2 separate regions of the Homo sapiens genome follow, and region 1 is linked to region 2. Evidence: read pairs that join two places in POLR2A ChIA-PET (ENCODE). Cell type or tissue: A673. All regions are shown on one strand. Each heading gives the region's core, and the rest is flanking DNA. Links, peaks and the distances in the headings are about the cores only.

The links. ChIA-PET counts read pairs that join two places held together with the same protein. Peaks named below come from ENCODE experiments on the same cell type or tissue, not always from the same donor. Only the 100,000 strongest peaks of a DNase experiment are listed, where the experiment ranks them.
Region 1: POLR2A ChIA-PET joins it to region 2 with 10 read pairs; 19 of 35 experiments call an interaction of 5 or more read pairs at or near these places.

What each region holds. Positions count from the first base shown.
Region 1 is chr5:138,546,283-138,554,607 of GRCh38, forward strand. HSPA9 (heat shock protein family A (Hsp70) member 9) reads right to left here. Exons shown (of 17, transcript NM_004134.7): 17 at 7,474-8,325. Among named protein-coding and RNA genes, the nearest start is that of ETF1, 7.2 kb to the left of the region's middle. In A673, for the core only: a CTCF peak has its summit at 1,909; a DNase peak (open chromatin) is centred at 1,879; H3K27ac peaks cover 413 bases.
Region 2 is chr5:138,444,154-138,452,478 of GRCh38, forward strand. It overlaps REEP2 (receptor accessory protein 2), which reads left to right. Exons shown (of 8, transcript NM_001271803.2): 4 at 262-382; 5 at 601-714; 6 at 1,075-1,222; 7 at 1,315-1,445; 8 at 1,530-2,812. The coding sequence ends at 1,598. Among named protein-coding and RNA genes, the nearest start is that of REEP2, 9.3 kb to the left of the region's middle. RefSeq lists enhancers at 5,693-5,752, 5,823-5,912. In A673, for the core only: a CTCF peak has its summit at 5,963 (motif pointing right); DNase peaks (open chromatin) are centred at 5,038, 5,558 and 6,018; H3K4me3 peaks cover 753 bases; H3K27ac peaks cover 2,131 bases.

The DNA of each region.
Region 1 (8,325 bases), core at 20-8,019, 100 kb after region 2:
ATTAGAAATCAGTGCATTAGAGGCAAAGGCTGGGATAACTATCTACGTGAAGAGGTTTGGGATGTATGAAGCACGGATGGTAGTGCCTGCATCAAGGCTTTTTAAATGGGACCATGACGATTCATTGTTGAGGAATGTTCTGTGATATAAAAGTGATACAGATTTTTCAAACTGCTAAATGGTGAGAACAAAATATATAACCTCTCTAGGCACACAGATTCTCTGAAAAATAAAGGAATTGTTCTTTATGATCTCAGAACTTCCTCCTCAGCTCAAACATTATGTAACAAAGTTAAATATTGGGATATAGGTGATGTTCCTACCTAATTAGGTGGGAGTAGGCAAGTAAGTTTTTGTTTCATTTTCTTTTTTTTTTTTGAGGCAGGGTCTCACTGTTGCCCAGGCTGGAGTACAGTGGTACGATAATAACTCACTGCAACCTTGACCCCAGGACTTAAGCGATCCTTCCACCTCAGCCTCCCTAGTAGCTGGGACCACAGGCGTGGGCCATGATGCCTGGCTAATTTTTGTATTTTTAGTAGAGATGGGGGTTTCACCATGTTGCCCAGGCTGATCTCGAACTCCTGACCCCACGTGACCCACCTGCCTCAGCCTCCCTAGTAGCTGGGACCACAGGCGCAGGCCATGATGCCTGGCTAATTTTTGTATGTTTAGTAGAGATAGGGGTTTCACCATGTTGCCCAGGCTGATCTCGAACTCCTGACCTCACGTGACCCACCTGCCTCAGCCTCCCAAAGTGTTGGGATTACAGGCCTGTTATAAGTTTTGATGTTGAAAGCACAAATAAGTCTTTGTGCTTAGAGAGAACTGGTCTCTACAAAAACAAGAAAAAAAAATCAGCCAGGCACAGCAGCATGTGCCCCTAGTGCCAGCTACTGAGGAGGCTGAGGCAGGAAGATCACCGGAGCCCAGGAGTTTGAGGTTACAGTGAGCTGTGATCACTGCACTCCAGCCTGGGTAACAGAGCAAGACCCTTTCTCAAAAAAAAAAAAAAAAAAAAGCTACAGAATGAGGTTATTTGTCACTAATGTGAAGATAAGTTTAAGAGTAACGAAGATAGACCACACACAGTGACTGATGCCTGTAATCCTAGGACCTTGGGAGGCCGAAGCAGGAGGATTGCTTGAACTCAGGAGTTGGAGTACAGCCTGAGCAACCTAGTGAGACCTCATCTATACTACAAATTAAAAAAAAATTTAGCTGGGCATGGTGGTGCACACCTAAGTCGTCCCTAGTAGTAGTCCCTAGCTACTCAGGAGGATCACTGGAGTTCAGGAAAAAAAAAAAAAAGAGTAGCCAAGATGAAGGCAGGGAAGGGATGGTTGTGGTAAGATTTGCTAAAGGGCTGCCTTTGACTCTTCTGGAAGTCAGTGTGCTTGTTAGAGGAAAGTTTTCTCTTTTTTTTTTTTTTTTGATACGTAGTCTCGCTCTGTCACCCAGGCTAGAGTCAGTGGCGCAATCTCAGTTAACTGCAACCTCCGCCTCCCGGGTTCAAGGGAGTGATTCTCCTGCCTCAGCCTCCTGAATCGCTAGGACTACAGGCGTGCACCACCATGCCCGGCTAATTTTTGTATTTTTAGTAGAGACGGGGTTTCACCATATTGGCCAGGCTGGTCTTGAACTCCTGACCTTGTGATCCACCTGCCTCAGCCTCCCAAAGTGCTGGGATTACAGGTGTGAGCCACTGCGTCCGGCCAGGATATCTTATAAGTTAAAGTAAATGAAGACCTAAGCTGTAGTAGTACAACATAAAATAAGATTTAAGGTTTTTATAAATTGACCTAGGACAAGTTGTTTATGGAGTGCAGTGTGTGTGAAAGGGACTTGGAATGGGCAAGTGTAAGATATCCTTTGTTCCCCTGTGGACACCTAGTGGTGAAATGTAATTCTTCAGTTGAAGAGGGGACTGCAGCTAAGGAATGACAGTTTCCTCTCTAGAGGATCAGACATCTCTACATGAATTTGTAGTGTTGTTAAATTAAGCACACACTGGCCATTAATGCTTTACTGTGTAATGATTTCCTCCTTTAAGAAAATAAGGCCCACGGAGAACTAAAAGTTAATGTTTTTCTCATTCTCTCAGTGTAAAAAAAGGTGTGTGTGTGTGTGTGTGTGTGTGTGTGTGTGTGTGTGTGAGTGAGTGACAGAATACCTGTTCTAGGGAGAGCTCATTAGCTGGGGTCTATCTCTAGCATATAAGAGAGTATTTATAGGGAGAGCCTGAATCCTGCCCTTGGCCCACCTGAAGAGGCAAGTGTTTAATGTTGCCAGTTGCCAGTGGTGCCTTGTTTGACTCAATAGAGACACTTGTAGAATAGCTAGACAAATGTTAATCTTTTAGTTCAATTCCATAAATATTTATTGCATGCCACTTTTTTGGTCCAGCACTGGGACAAGTGCTGAAAATTTTTAGATGTAATTCAGTCCTTATATTTATGGTCTTTTGTGGGGGTGCAGGGGAGACATAGGGTTGTTAAACAAGTAAGATAACAGATAAAATAAATAGTTGTTTCTTGGACTGAAGCAGAAATGAACAAGGTGAGCCTGGAACATCTTGTTATATCAGTAAGCAAAGAAAGTAACATGGACTACTGGGGTTTTGTCAAAACGACTTAAGGGCCAACAGGAAGAGGCTCTCAGGCCAAGGTTAGAACAATTTGAGTATCACTAAGAAAGGTTGCAATGAAGTGAAACATAAAAAGTCGAAATCCATGAGTTCATGATGACACCCAAGAAACCTAATTTCCCCACTTTTGATTATGGAATTAATTCTGAAAACTAGTAAATTAAGGAAAAGAGCTAAACATTTAACTGGTCTTCCCTTATATGTAGGTACATTGCAGTGTAACTTGGTACTTGTTAAAAGGGGAATTTTCTCACTATAGAGGTATTCCAATAAAAATGAAAAGACAGAAGTAAAATAATATACCTTTAATCAAATTAGAGATCTAGGTAATGATCATCAGTGGCTACTAACATGACAAAAGAGCCAACCGAAATTATGTTTGGAATTCATATAATATTTTAAATTCTGATGGAAATACACATCACCTGTTGTAGAAAAATGAAACAGGCTGGGCGAAAGGCTCATGCTTGTAATCCCAGTGCTTTGGGAGGCCAAGGTGGGAAGATCACTTGGCTCAAGGAGTTTGAGACCAGCCCGAACAATATACTTAGCAAGAGTGCCATTTCTACAAAAATCATTTTAAATTAGCTGTGTGTGTGGTGGCGAGCACCTGTATGTAGTCCTAGCTGCTTGGGAGGGTGAGGCAGGAGGATTGCTTGAGCTCAGGAGTTTGAGGTTACAGTGAGCTATGATAGCACCACCCACTCCAGCCTGGGGAACAGAGTGAGATCCTATGTCAAAAAAACTGAACTTGAATTGGATTAAATGGGACGAAGGAATACATTAAATTACATCACAGGGAAGCAATTAGTAAAATCTAGAATGTAGGAGACGCTACGGGACCAGTGGTCCAGTTTCTAAAATAAATTGCAAAGGGGAAAAAAGGCAGGGAAGCCTAAATTGAAAGGAACTTGGACATGTCAAACTATGTGGGTGTGACGCTTGGTTCCTGACTCAGATCAACTTTAAAGTTATGAGACTATTGGGAAAAGCATATTCTTGTTTGCTATAAAGATGTTAAAAGGTGTGAAAATTATATATATATATATATTTATTATTATTATTATTTTGTTTTGTTTGAGACGGAGTCTCGCACTCTTGCCCAGGCTGGAGTGCAGTGGCGCGATCTCAACTCAATGCAAGCTCCGCCTCCCGGGTTCACGCCATTCTCCTGCCTCAGCCTCCCGAGTAGCTGGGACTACAGGTGCCCGCCACCACGCCCGGCTAATTTTTTGTATTTTTAGTAGAGATGGGGTTTCACCGTGTTAGCCAGGATGGTCTTGATCTCCTGACCTTGTGATCCACCCACCTTGGCCTCCCAAAGTGCTGGGATTACAGGCGTGAGCCACAGAGCCTGGCCAACAATGATATGTTTTGTAGTATAATCCTTTTAGAAGTACATACTTTCGGCCGGGCGTGGTAGCTCACGCCTGTAATCCCAGCACTTTGGGAGGCCGAGGCGGGCGGATCATGAGGTCAGGAGATTGAGACCCTTCTGGCTAACACGATGAAACCCGTCTCTACTAAAAAATACAAAAAAAAAAAAAAAAAAATTAGCCGGGCATGGTGGCGGGCGCTTGTAGTCACAGCTACTCGGGAGGCTGAGGGAGGAGAATGGCGTGAACCCGGGAGGTGGAGCTTGCAGTGAGCTGAGATTGCGCCACTGCATTCCAGCCTGGGCAACAGAGCGAGACTCTGTCTCAAAAAAAAAAAAAAGTATATACTTTGAGTCAAATTATGAATTCTAGCATTTGCTTCAAAATAATCCAGAAGGTAGGGAAAAATGTAATAAAAGAGATGAAGGCCAGGCATGGTGGGAGGCTGAGGTGGATGGATCACTTGAGCTCAAGAGTTTGAGACCAGCCTGGCCAACATGGCAAAACCCTGTCTCTACTAAAAATACAGTTAACCAGGCGTGGTGGTACATGCCTGTAACCCCAGCTAATACTCAGGAGGCTGAGGCAGGAGAATCGCTTGAACCCAGGAGGCAGAGGTTGCAGTGAGCTGAGATTGTGCCACTGCACTCCAGTCTGGGTGACAGAGCAAGACTCCATCTCAAAAAAGAACAAAGAACAAAAAGATGAAGTTGCTAAATGGAACATTAAGTAATTAAAAAATAAGAGCGTAGGGAAGGGTGTGGTGGCTCATGCCTGTAATCCCAGCACTTTGGGAGGCCGAGACGTGTGGATCGCCTGAGCTCAGGAGTTTGACACCAGCCTGGGCAACACAGTAAAACCCCATCTCTACTAAAAATACAAAAAATTTGCCGGGCTTGGCAGCGTGTGCCTGCAGTCTCAGCTACTTGGGAGGCTGAGGCAGGAGAATCGCTTGAACCTGGGAGGCGGAGGATGCAGTGAGCCGAGATCGTGCCACTGCATTTCAGCCTGGGCAACAAAGTGAGACTCCAGCTCAAAAAGAAAAAAAAAAAAAAAGCGTAAGAATTTGAGTGAAATGATCTGTGTGAGCTGAGTGGGGAAGGTATACCAAGGAGGTGGATGGTAGACCAAGGATGCTAAATAAATGCACAGGATTGAGGGGATGGCAAATGGCAAAGGGGTGACTGGTATGGTACGACTTGAAGCCATTTAAGCTAGTAAACTTACCATATAATGGTTAACCCTCTTTGGGACAGACTCCAAGGAACCAGTGAAAGCGATGGACCATTTTCCTAAAAATAATCAATACTCACAATCTTGCACTTTATACTCAGTCCCTTATGGACTCCCCACCCCACAACCCCATCACCTTTGACCCTAATCTTCACTTTCTCAGTCAGGGGCTTCAACAATCTGTTTAAGAGCCTGTGAGTTTGGTGGAACATTTTACTTTCCCATTCTTGATTGCAGGGCTGATGCCTACCTTAAAGGCTGGTTTGATGTTCAGCTGCGGTCTTTAGTGTCAAGACAGATTACCTGACCTGCTGTAGCAGAAATGGCTCCTAATAGATTTAACTGTAGGAAATTGCTGATATTCAATTGTTTATCTACTCAAATGCCTGTTTCAGCAATTCTGTAATTGCTAAAGCACAGCTCCTGCATGCTGTTCAGAGTGCTGTAGGTCGCCCTATAGCTCCTTTATCTGTTCCCAGGGCTTTCACTCATTTTGTATTCTGATACTAGAGGTGGGGAAAAGGAGAAGACAAAGCCCTTACAAAGTGGACTTATGAGCCGGGCACAGTGGCTCATGCCTGTAATCCCAGCATTTAGGAGGCCAAGGCGGCTGATCACGAGGTCAGGAGTTCGAGACCAGCCTGACCAACATGGTGAAACCCCATCTCTACTAAAAATTCAAAACTTAGCCGGGTGTGGTGGCATGCACCTGTAATCCCAGCTACTCAGGAGGCTGAGGCAGGAAAATCGCTTGAATCCGGGAGATGGAGGCTGCAGTGAGCTGAGATCATGCCACTGCACTCCAGCCTGGGTGACAGAGAGAGACTCTGTCTCAAAACAAAAACAAAACAAAAAAACCTGGCCTTATGACTGGAGAATAGAGTTGCAATGGTATCTGAAATGGTGAAGGGTCTCTTGAATATTGGTTATTTCCAAAATTTGAATTGTTTCTTCATACCCAATCTTCTCATGCAGTTTGTAAGAACTTGCTTTTATTTCTGCTGCTCCATCTTGCTTGTAGTCACTACTATAAATGTTACGTGGATCAAAGAAATGGAATGTCTTGATTTCCCTGAGAATTGACACATTATGTACACATGTATGTAGTATTTCTACTGATAATGTATACCTCACTCAACACAAATAATCAGGCTGGGCACCGTGTCTCATGCTTGTCATCCCACCACTTTGGGAGGCTGAGGTGGGAAGATTGCTTGAGGTCAGGAGTGTGAGATCCTGTCTCTCCCCCCCTCAAAAAAAAAAAAAAAAAAAAAAAAATAGCCTGGCACGGTAGCTTGCACCTGTGGTCCCAACCACTCCATAGGCTGAGGTGAGAGGCTCACTTGAGCTCGAGAGGTGAGCCAGGTGTGGTGGTGTGCACCTGTAGTCCTAACTACTTGGGAGGCTAAGGCAGGAGGAGTGCTTGAGCCCAGGAGTTCGAGGTTGCAGTGAGCTATGAATGCACCACTGCACTATAGCCTGGGTGACAGCAAGACCCTGTCTCAAAAAACAACATAAAAAAAGGAGGCTGGGTGCGATGGATCACCTGAGGTCAGGAGCTTGAGACCAGCCTAGCCAACATGGCAAAACCCCGTGTCTACTGAAAGTACAAAAATTAGACCGGGCACAGTGACTCAAGCCTGTAATCCCAGCACTTTGGGAGGCCGAGGGGAGTGGATCACTTGAGGTCAGAAGTTCAAGACCAGCCTGGACAACGTGGTGAAATCCCGTCTCTACTAAAAATCCAAAATTAGCTGGGTGTGGTGGCAGGGTGCCTGTAATCCCAGCTACTAGGGAGGCTGAGGCAGGAGAATCGGCTTGAACCTGGGAGGTGGAGGTTGCAGTGAGCTGAGATCGCACCACTGCACTCCGGCCTGGGCGACAAGACTGTCTCAAAAAAAAAAAAAAAAAAATTAGCTGGGTGTGGTGGTGCGCACCTGTAGTACCAGCTACTCAAGAGGCTGAGGTGGGAGAATTGCTAGAACCCAGGAGGCAGAGGTTGAGGTTGCAGTGAGCTGAGATCACACCACTGCAATCCAGCCTGGGCAACAGAGCAAGACTCCATCTCAAAACAAAAACCAAAAGAACAAACAAAACACAAAAAACCAAAAACAGTAAGTTGGTGTAAGAGGGATACCGTAAGTTCTTCTTGGGACCTAAGCAAGTACTTACAATCACTAAAGGGAGGCTCTACTAAAGAATAAAACCAATCATTTCTTTTTGCCTTTTGTGATAGTTAATTTTATGTGTCAGTTTAGCCATTGATGCCATTTAACGGGTTAAACATTTGTCTCTCTCCAGAAGAGATTAGTATTGAATTGGAGATTGCTCTGCTTTGATGTGAGTGGACATCATCTAATCAGTTAAGGGCCTATATAGAACTGCCAGAGCTAAGACATCCATATTCTTCTAACCTCGGACTAGGACACCACTGTGTTCCTGGTCACTGAAATTTTACCCCAACAGCTTTCCCAGCAGTGGACTGTGGGTGGGACCTCGGTTCCATAATTGTGAGCCAGTTTCTTTCTTACAGTAAATCTTATTCTAGATATATATCCTATTGGCTGTAGGAAATCTCCATATACCTTCTTGCTATTTATGCTATTAGCTTTACTGATAGGTGACTGAAATACTGTGTCCACCCATACCCAAGCAACTTCTCCCTCCTAATAGAACTCAAATATATATTTTGCTTGGGCATTTGGCTCCTCTCTCTGATCCCAAGGATGAATCTTGACTAGCATTAAGCCAGTAGTTCTCAACTGGAGTACTTTGGAAATCCTGGAGGGCTTTTAAAGTTATCTTTAGGAGACAGTAGAGGCAGTGGGCAAGGGCCAACCAAAAATGCTAAAAGTTATTTTCCAACACACCATATAACAATCCTTCATAATCCTACAATGTTCCCATTGAGTGTTCATGTGGTTGGAAACCTGAGCCTAGAATTTTTCACGAATCCCAAGAATCTTTTACATGGGTGTTAACAAGCACTGAATCTTCCAAAAATGTTGTCTAAATCACTTCCTTCATACTTGCAAATTAAATTGATTTCTTATACTGATTTTTGGAAAT
Region 2 (8,325 bases), core at 126-8,125:
CTTGGGGAGAGGATGAGGCCAGGAGAGTCGCTGCTGGGGGAAATTCCTTCTAGTGTCACTGCTTACCTTCCTGTTTGGAGCTTCAGCTGAGCCCTCCAGACCCTTTCAGATTAGAAAGGAGCAGTCCCATGAGCCCCATGGGGACCCCAGTGCACTAAGAGTGAGGGGCTGTGCAGGGTCACACATGGGGCCGGTGCTGCTGGACACAGGGCACCTCCCAACTCCCTGCCCTGTACTCTGCGCTTGCCCCTGTCCCAACAGGTTCCCCTTCTACTTTGAACTGAAGATCGCCTTCGTGATATGGCTGCTGTCCCCTTACACCAAGGGCTCCAGCGTGCTCTACCGCAAGTTCGTGCACCCAACGCTGTCCAACAAGGAGAAGGTTTGCCCCCACTCTCAGCTCACCTCCCAGCCTGCCCCCAGCCAAGGCAGTCCAGAGCCTGCAGCCTCATACAGACTGGCCCTCCCTGTGGGGCCCAGAGCCCAAAGTGACTTGGCAGGGCTGCCGTGGCCTCCCGGAGCAGGCAGGGGCCTCTGTCCAGGGGTGAACAAGGGTAGGGCAGGACCTCTCCTCTTCTCCCTTCCCCTCCAATCCCATAGGAGATCGACGAGTACATCACGCAGGCCCGAGACAAGAGCTATGAGACCATGATGAGGGTGGGCAAGAGGGGCCTGAACCTTGCCGCCAATGCTGCAGTCACAGCTGCCGCCAAGGTGAGATGGGGGCAGGCTCAGACTCCCAGGGCCCCTACCTTGTACAAAGGGCCCTGGCCAGGCCCCTTTGCATCCACCCTGTACTCGGGGCTGTAGAGACTCTGGGCTCATGCAGCTGGAGGCTCCAGTCCAGGCTCTACTGCTATCTGGCCGAGTCACTTTGATTGTCCGGCCATTTCCCCATCTGTCCCCAGAGGCAAAGTGTGGCCCTGCCCCAGCCCTCAGCTCTGTCTGTGTGGGACTGGGTGAGGACAGTGTGGGGAGGGCACCGAGCCTGGGGCTGCTGCCAGCACCATGGTGACCTCTATCTCCACCCCGCCCCTTCCCCCCGGCTCTCCCGGTGCGTGGTGGTGACCCTAGGGCCAGGGGGTGCTGTCAGAGAAGCTCCGCAGCTTCAGCATGCAGGACCTGACCCTGATCCGGGACGAGGACGCACTGCCCCTGCAGAGGCCTGACGGCCGCCTCCGACCCAGCCCTGGCAGCCTCCTGGACACCATCGAGGACTTAGGTACAGGCAGGGCCCGGGGTTGGGGTGGGGCCCCAAGGGCAAGGAGTCCAGATGGGAAAGATTCCCCCACCTCCTTTTCTCCCTGCACCCAGGAGATGACCCTGCCCTGAGTCTAAGGTCCAGCACAAACCCGGCAGATTCCCGGACAGAGGCTTCTGAGGATGACATGGGAGACAAAGCTCCCAAGAGGGCCAAACCCATCAAAAAAGCGCCCAAAGCTGAGGTGAGGGCACTGGCCAGAGCTTGGGGAAACAGGCAGGGGGTGGCGGCTCCAGGCTGAGCCCCATCTTCCTCCTTCTTTCCACAGCCACTGGCTTCCAAGACACTGAAGACCCGGCCCAAGAAGAAGACCTCTGGCGGGGGCGACTCAGCTTGAGCCCCTCCACCCCCGCAGGCTGCAGAGCAAGGATGAAGCCTCAGGAGGGGCCTCAGACCCAGCCCCTGCTCCACACTGTGCCAGTAGCCTAGGTGTCTCAGGCCCCTGGGCCCCGCAGATGGCCATTTCCGGTGCCTGCCCAGTGGCCACTCTTCTGGAAGGGGCTTGGAAAAGAGGAAGGAGGCCCAGCTGTGGGGGTTGAGGGTAGAGGGTGGACCAGAGGCTGAGGACTGAGCCACCCAAGGAGGTGGGGACTGCTCGGCCTCCACCGCTGTTCCGCTGCAGCCCCGCCCTGCCCCACCCACCCAGTGCCTTGCTGAAGCCCATAGCAATCCGCTTCTCAGAGGTCCTGTCGTGTTTCCACTGCTCGCCTTGGTTTGGGAGCAGGGAGGGGGAAGTCCTAGCCCAGATGGACCAAGGACGGGCCTGAAGGCACATGGGGGAAAGGGAGCACACGGGGAGGACGTTGGGGACCCTGGGTGGGGCCTCCAGGTGCAGCTGTGGATGGAAGACAGGGATTGGCCTGTGCTTCAGCGACCAGGATGGCCAGGCCAGAGCTGCAGCTGGGGGCTCTTTTCCTGGTCATTGGGTGGGGCTGAGTGCCACATGTTCCCACATTAAAAAGGGGGGTCCAGGGCTGTGTGAGTGTGTCTTTCTGGGTCTAGGGCTCGGGGTAGTTTGGGTCAAGGACTGTCCCTCCAGCAGTCGCCTCCTCCCACCCTGAGCCCCACAGTCATCTGGCCCTTTCCCTGCTCAACCCTCCATCCTAGGCTCTGAGCCTCAGAGGACCCAGCCCATGAGAGAACGGGGATCTGGGGGGCCTCTCACCTGCTCCTATGACCTTGCTCCCTTTTAGGTCACCCCATTGCCACCGTGCCCCTGGGCTGGACTCCCGTGCTCCTCAGGGCCCACCCCTGCTCTGTCTGGTACAGGCCCCTGCTGAGTGGGCCCCTCTCCTCTGCCCCTGGGGTCCATCCCCTCTTGCCCAGGGTCCCCATCCTGTACCAAGCAGACTGGGCCCTAAGACCCCTGGCAGAACCCAGCCTCTGCTCACACCCGCCCCAGCTTCTGCCACGGCTTCAGTCAGGGCCAGGAGGAACACGTGAAGGAGAAAGAGAAATGCAGGAGCCGCGGGGCTCCCGGTTCCTTGGGAAGAGGGTGCCCATTGGACCTTTGGCACTGGATGAGCCAATAAACCAAACTCTGGCACCTCATTTATTTTGGCCTCTGTGCTTTGTTCTTGCCACACCAGCTGACAGGTGGGAAGGACCTCAAGTGAGAAGCAGGGTTCAGCTGGGGGAGTGGGGAGGCCAGCCTGTGACTGACAGGAGCTCTGGTGCCCAGCTAAGAGATGGGCTTGAGGGGGCTCAGTCTGGGAAAATGGTTTTGGGACTCAAGATAAAACCAGAGGCCTAGGCTGGGCGCAGTGGCTCATGCCTGTAATCCCAGCACTTTGGGAGGCCGAGGCGGGCAGATCACGAGGTCAGGAGATCAAGACCATCCTGGCCAACATGGTGAAACCCCATCTCTACTAAAAATACAAAAATTAACCAGGCATGGTGGCGCGTGCCTGTAGTCCCAGCTACTTGGGAGGCTGAGGCAGGGGAATTGCTTGAACGTGGGAGGCAGAGATTGCAGTGAGCCAAGATCGTGCCACTGCACTCCAGCCTGGTGACAGAATAAGACTCCGTCTCAAACAAAACAAAAAACAAACAAAAACCACAGAGGCTTAGCTGGGTGTGGTGGCTCACACCTGTAATCCCAGCACTTTGGGAGGTGGAGGCAGGAGGATCCTTGAACTCAGGATTTTGAGACCAGCCTGGGCAACATGCGAAAATCACATCTGTATTTTTTTTTAGGGGGGGAAACTGAGTATTGCCAAGGCTGGAGTGCAGTGGCGCGATCTTGGCTCACGGCAACCTCTGCCTACTGGGTTCAAATGATTCTCATGCCTCAGCCTCCCAAGTAGCTGGAATTACAGTCATGCGCCACCATGCCCAGCTAATTTTTGTATTTTTAGTAGAGACTGGGTTTCACCATGTTGGCCAGGCTGGTCTCGAACTCCTGACCTCAAGTGATCTGCCCGCCTCGGCCTCCCAAAGTGCTGGGATTACAGGCGTGAGACACCGCGCCCAGCCATGTCTCTATTTAAAAAATAATAATAATAAATAAAAACCAGAGGCCTAAGAAGGGCCAGGGGCCCCAACCCCAAGGACTGTCTTTTCCCTCAGAATCTTACCCCAAGTCTTGAGTGGACCTTCTGGTATCCAACAGAAAGTGCTAGGTGTAGGCTCTGGGGGACAAAGATCCCAGTGAGGCCCCCAGGGGACAGAGGATAGGATATGGAGCTGTGGGGCAGGCCTCGGGGACTGTGCCTAGAAAGACCAAAGGGGGTTGAGCCAGAGAGGTTGAGCGAAGAAGCAGAGATGGGGAAGACAGGACAAGGGCTTGTGAAGAAACCAGCCCTGGGGACAGAGAGGGAACCAAGGGCTGAGACAAAGAGGCACAGCCTGTGTGGCACCAGGAAAGGCAGAGGTCCAGCCCTGACTACTGGGCTAGGTTGGAGGAAAGGAGGAGAAGGGAGCTGCAGGGCATGGGGTCCGAGCCCTGGGACGCAGAGCCAGAGCTCCAGGGGCCAAGAAGCACAACTGACTGGGGATGAGCCCCCGGGAAGCCGGAACCCAGGGGGAGGGAAAGGCTGGCAGAGGAGCAGAGGCAGGTACGGAGGAGAGACTAAGGAAAAGAGCCGTAAGGGAGGAAAAAGGGGATCAGAGAAATAGCTCAGCCTGTGGAAGGAAAATGAACGAAGCAGACCATGGGGTGGGTAGGGGGTATGAGTAGGACCCAGACCCAGGCTCTGGACCCCAAGTTTGGCAAAGCGCCCCTACACTAGGCTTTCCTCCTCCTTCCCTGGCATCACAGGGCATGTGCACCTTCCACACTTGAGCCAAGCTAGCCAAGAGCCCCCTGAAGTGAGGTCACAGTGGGGGATGTGAGGTGTCCCTTTTGTCTTTCCTTGGAATCCTCCAGTCAACCAGCCCTCTGAGGGGCATCACCTTCACCATCAGCCTCTCAGCAATTTTGGCTCATTTTTCCATCGGAAAGGAGAGGAAGCTACCACAGTAAAATTTAGGGGAGGGATTCATTCTAGAAAAGTCCCCAGAGAGTAAGATGCTGCAGTCCCACGCTAACAGCTACCATATGCCCAGGAAACCAGGTTAGGCGCTCTTTAACCTAAATCTCATTTGCTGCATACCACACACACACAAACACACACACTGGCTCACACTCAGGAGGAGCATGCTCACATCTACAGTGACTGGTGGCTAGGCAGGTCACATCCAGATTCTGCATTGTCAAGCTCTCCGTGCACATCAGGGGTTCCCTGTGTCCACAGGAACATGCTCAGATTTCCAAGCTCATTGGTTTGTTGCTATGGAAACATTCAGGCTTCTAGAACTCTGGGCACAGGGCCTGCCCCCTGTGGTGCAGAGGAGAGAAGAGATGGAGGGTGACAAGAAGAACGGGTGGAAAGGCTCCTGGGAAAGAGGCTGGCTGGTGGCACACATCTGGGCCTAGGTGACCCCTTGCTGTCCCCTCATTCCCTGGGACAATCTCCCCTCTCCCCTTTCCCCTCTGCCTCCGTAGATCTCTCCAAGCCAGGGTAGTGGGAAAGAGATGTCAGAAATAGGTGGATGGCCAGAGCTATGTGGAGGGTGCTCGATCACTGCCTGGGTCCCCAGGAGCCTTTGAGAGGTATTAGCTTTGGGTAGGGACTGGGGCAGGCTAGCGCTGGGTCCCATGCCCAGGCCTCCTTGGGATCGCTGGGCAGCCCTCCAGGCCTGAGGTACCTGACTATAACAGCCTCAGGTCTCTAGCTTCTTCAGCTGGCCCCCCCTCCCTTTCTTGTGGGTGCCCTACACCCAGAGAACCTGCTTAAAATGGGATTTCCAGGCTGTGACGTCAGAGGAAAGCCAGCAGCTCCATCCAGCCTCTGCCAGCTCTCCCTTGATCGGCAGAGCTGAGCCCAGCTTTGCTTGGCCTGGAGGGAGGTAGGGCGGGCACAGAAGGGAGGGCCTTGGGGGCTCTGAGCCATGGTCCCCATATCTGTGGCATCCAGAATGACAGGGAGAGGCTGTTTGCAGGCCCAAAGCCCCTCCTGGCTTCCCCACTATCTTCAATTTCCGCCAGTGCACGATCACCCCCCTCCCACATCCCCCCAGTTTCTCCCTCTCTGAGCTGGGTCAGGTCCGTCGGGAGGAGGAGGGCATCTCCTGTCCTTACCGGACAGCGGCTTTTGTGTGTGTCCTGCCTGAAACGGTGCCATATCCAGGCTGGAGGCGGCGAGGCGTGGGAGGGATGCCTGCGAGGATGGAAAAGCCCACTAGGTGGCGCAGCTGCCTCCCTATGTGGGATTCCCCGGCCCCGCGGACAATCCTCTCCCGCGGCCAGTAGGCTCCAGGTTTGGTGAGCAGAGTGCCTCATCCTCCGCTCCCTGGAGTTGGAGGTTCATGAAGAAAGCATTCTTGTGGGTGAACAGGACAGCTGTGGGTTCTCCAGCAGTCTCCCCCTAAGCCCAGTCTGTGTGCACACCTACTGCCCCAGGAGATGGTCAGACCTAGAAGAAGCCCCCCACTTGCAGTGAGGTTCCAGCACCCAGCAAGCACCCTCCCCCGAACAGATAAATTGCCAAGCTCACCCTGGGATGATTTTTTTTTTTTTTTTTTTGAGACAGAGTCTCGGAGCTCTGTCGCCCAGGCTGGAGTGCAGTGGCGCGATCTTGGCTTACTACAACCTACGCCTCCTGAGTTCACGAGATTCTCCTGCCTCAGTCTCCCAAGTGGCTGGGATTACAGGCACAGGCCACCATGCCTGGCTACTTTTTGCTTTTTTTTTTTTTTTTTTTTTTTTAATATGGAGTCTCGCTCTGTCGCCCAGGCTGGAGTGCAGTGGCGCGATCTCGGCTCGCTGCAAGCTCCACCTCCTGGGCTCACGCCATTCTCCTGCCTCAGCCTCCGGAGTAGCTGGGACTACAGACACCCGCCACAACGCCCGGATAATTTTTTGTATTTTTAGTGAAGACGGGGTTTCACCGTGTTAGCCAGGATGGTCTCAATCTCTTGACCTCGTGATCCGCCCGCCTCGGCCTCCCAAAGTGCTGGAATTACAGGCGTGAGCCACCGCGCCCGGCCTTTTTTTCCTTTTTAATAGAGATGGGATTTTGCCATGTTGGCCAGGCTGGTCTCGAACTCCTGGCCTCAAGTGATCCGCCCACCTCCCAAAGTGCTGGGATTAAAGACGTGAGCCACCGCACTTGGCCCCAACCTGGGCTTCTGAAATGGCATCTAGAGAGGCTGCTGGAGCTGAATTCAGGATCAAGAGGGGAGAGGGACCCCTGAGGCAGCAAGGGATGGGGACTGGGGCGGGGAGGTAGGAAGGAGAAGTTGGGTCCAGAGGCAGGGAAGCTCATATAGCTGTGACATTCCCTGGATATGGTCTCCCTGATGGCCACAGTGGCAGTCCCAGGCCTGCTCCAGGTGCCCCCTGACCCTTCCTGTATTTTCATCTGGGGTACTATGGAGTTGAAAAAGACAAAGTCAGGCCAGGTGTGACATGGTGGCAGACACCTGTAATCCCAGCTACTCGGAGGCTGAGGCAGGAGAATCGCTTGAACCTGGGAGGGGGAGGTTGCAGTGAGCTGAGATTGCGCCATTACACTCCAGCCCAGGCGACGATGTGAGACTCCATCTCAAAAAAAAAAGAAAAGTAAAAAATAAAAGAAAAAGACAAAGTCCCTAGTCTCCACATCCTGGAATCCCATAGTATTCTTGCAGGGGCTGGGGGTGAGGCTCCTCAATGATCTACCTTTCCCTGACCTTTTTCCCAAGTTGACCCTACCAGCCCTGCATCCCCTATGAATTACCCTCTCCTTTTGTCCCAGCCAGAAAAGTGATCAATAAATAATGCTGCTTGAAATATTAATGGTGAGTTTTACACCAGCATCCCTTAACTGTGTGTGCCTGTCATTTTCCTGATAGGGAAATGCATGGTCCTCCAGACAGCTCATTCCTGTCTTGGCCAATAGAGGGTCTTTCTTTGCCAAGACTTCACCCCATTCCCATCTCAGCCAGAATCATGATTCAGTCCCATCAACTAAGAAAAGGAAGCGTCCCCCAGAGATCACCTCAGTTAGCACCTCCAACCCAGGAAGGGTGGAGTAAGCTAAGCCAGGTAGAAGCCTTCCTGATACCTCGATTTCCCACGGTGTGATTGAGATCCCATTTCCTCTGTTCCATGTCCATCCTGGGCCTGCCAGGTCCAGCTTTCTGGGTGGCCAACTCAGAATAAGACTGCAGCCTCCCTGCCCGCTCCTGGATTATTTGGAGTCTAAGCAGAGGACATTTGTGTGCTCCTAGACTCCTCGAGCACAGGTCACTCTCACCTGGTTTTGTTCTCCCGGAAGAAGGGGAGGAGTGGGAAGGACAAGGAGGTGGAGAGGAGGAGCATTGAAACTCTGGAGCCCAACTTACCCAGTACTAGTTCCCTGCTCTGCAGAAGCCATGACTGCTCAAATCTATTTTTTTTTTTTTTTTTGAGACAGAGTCTTGCTCTGTCACCCAGCTGGAGTGCAATGGCATGATCTCAGCTCACTGCAACCTCCACCTCTTGGGTTCAAGAGATTCTCCTGCCTCAGCCTTCCAAGTAGCTGGAACTACAGGTGCGCGCC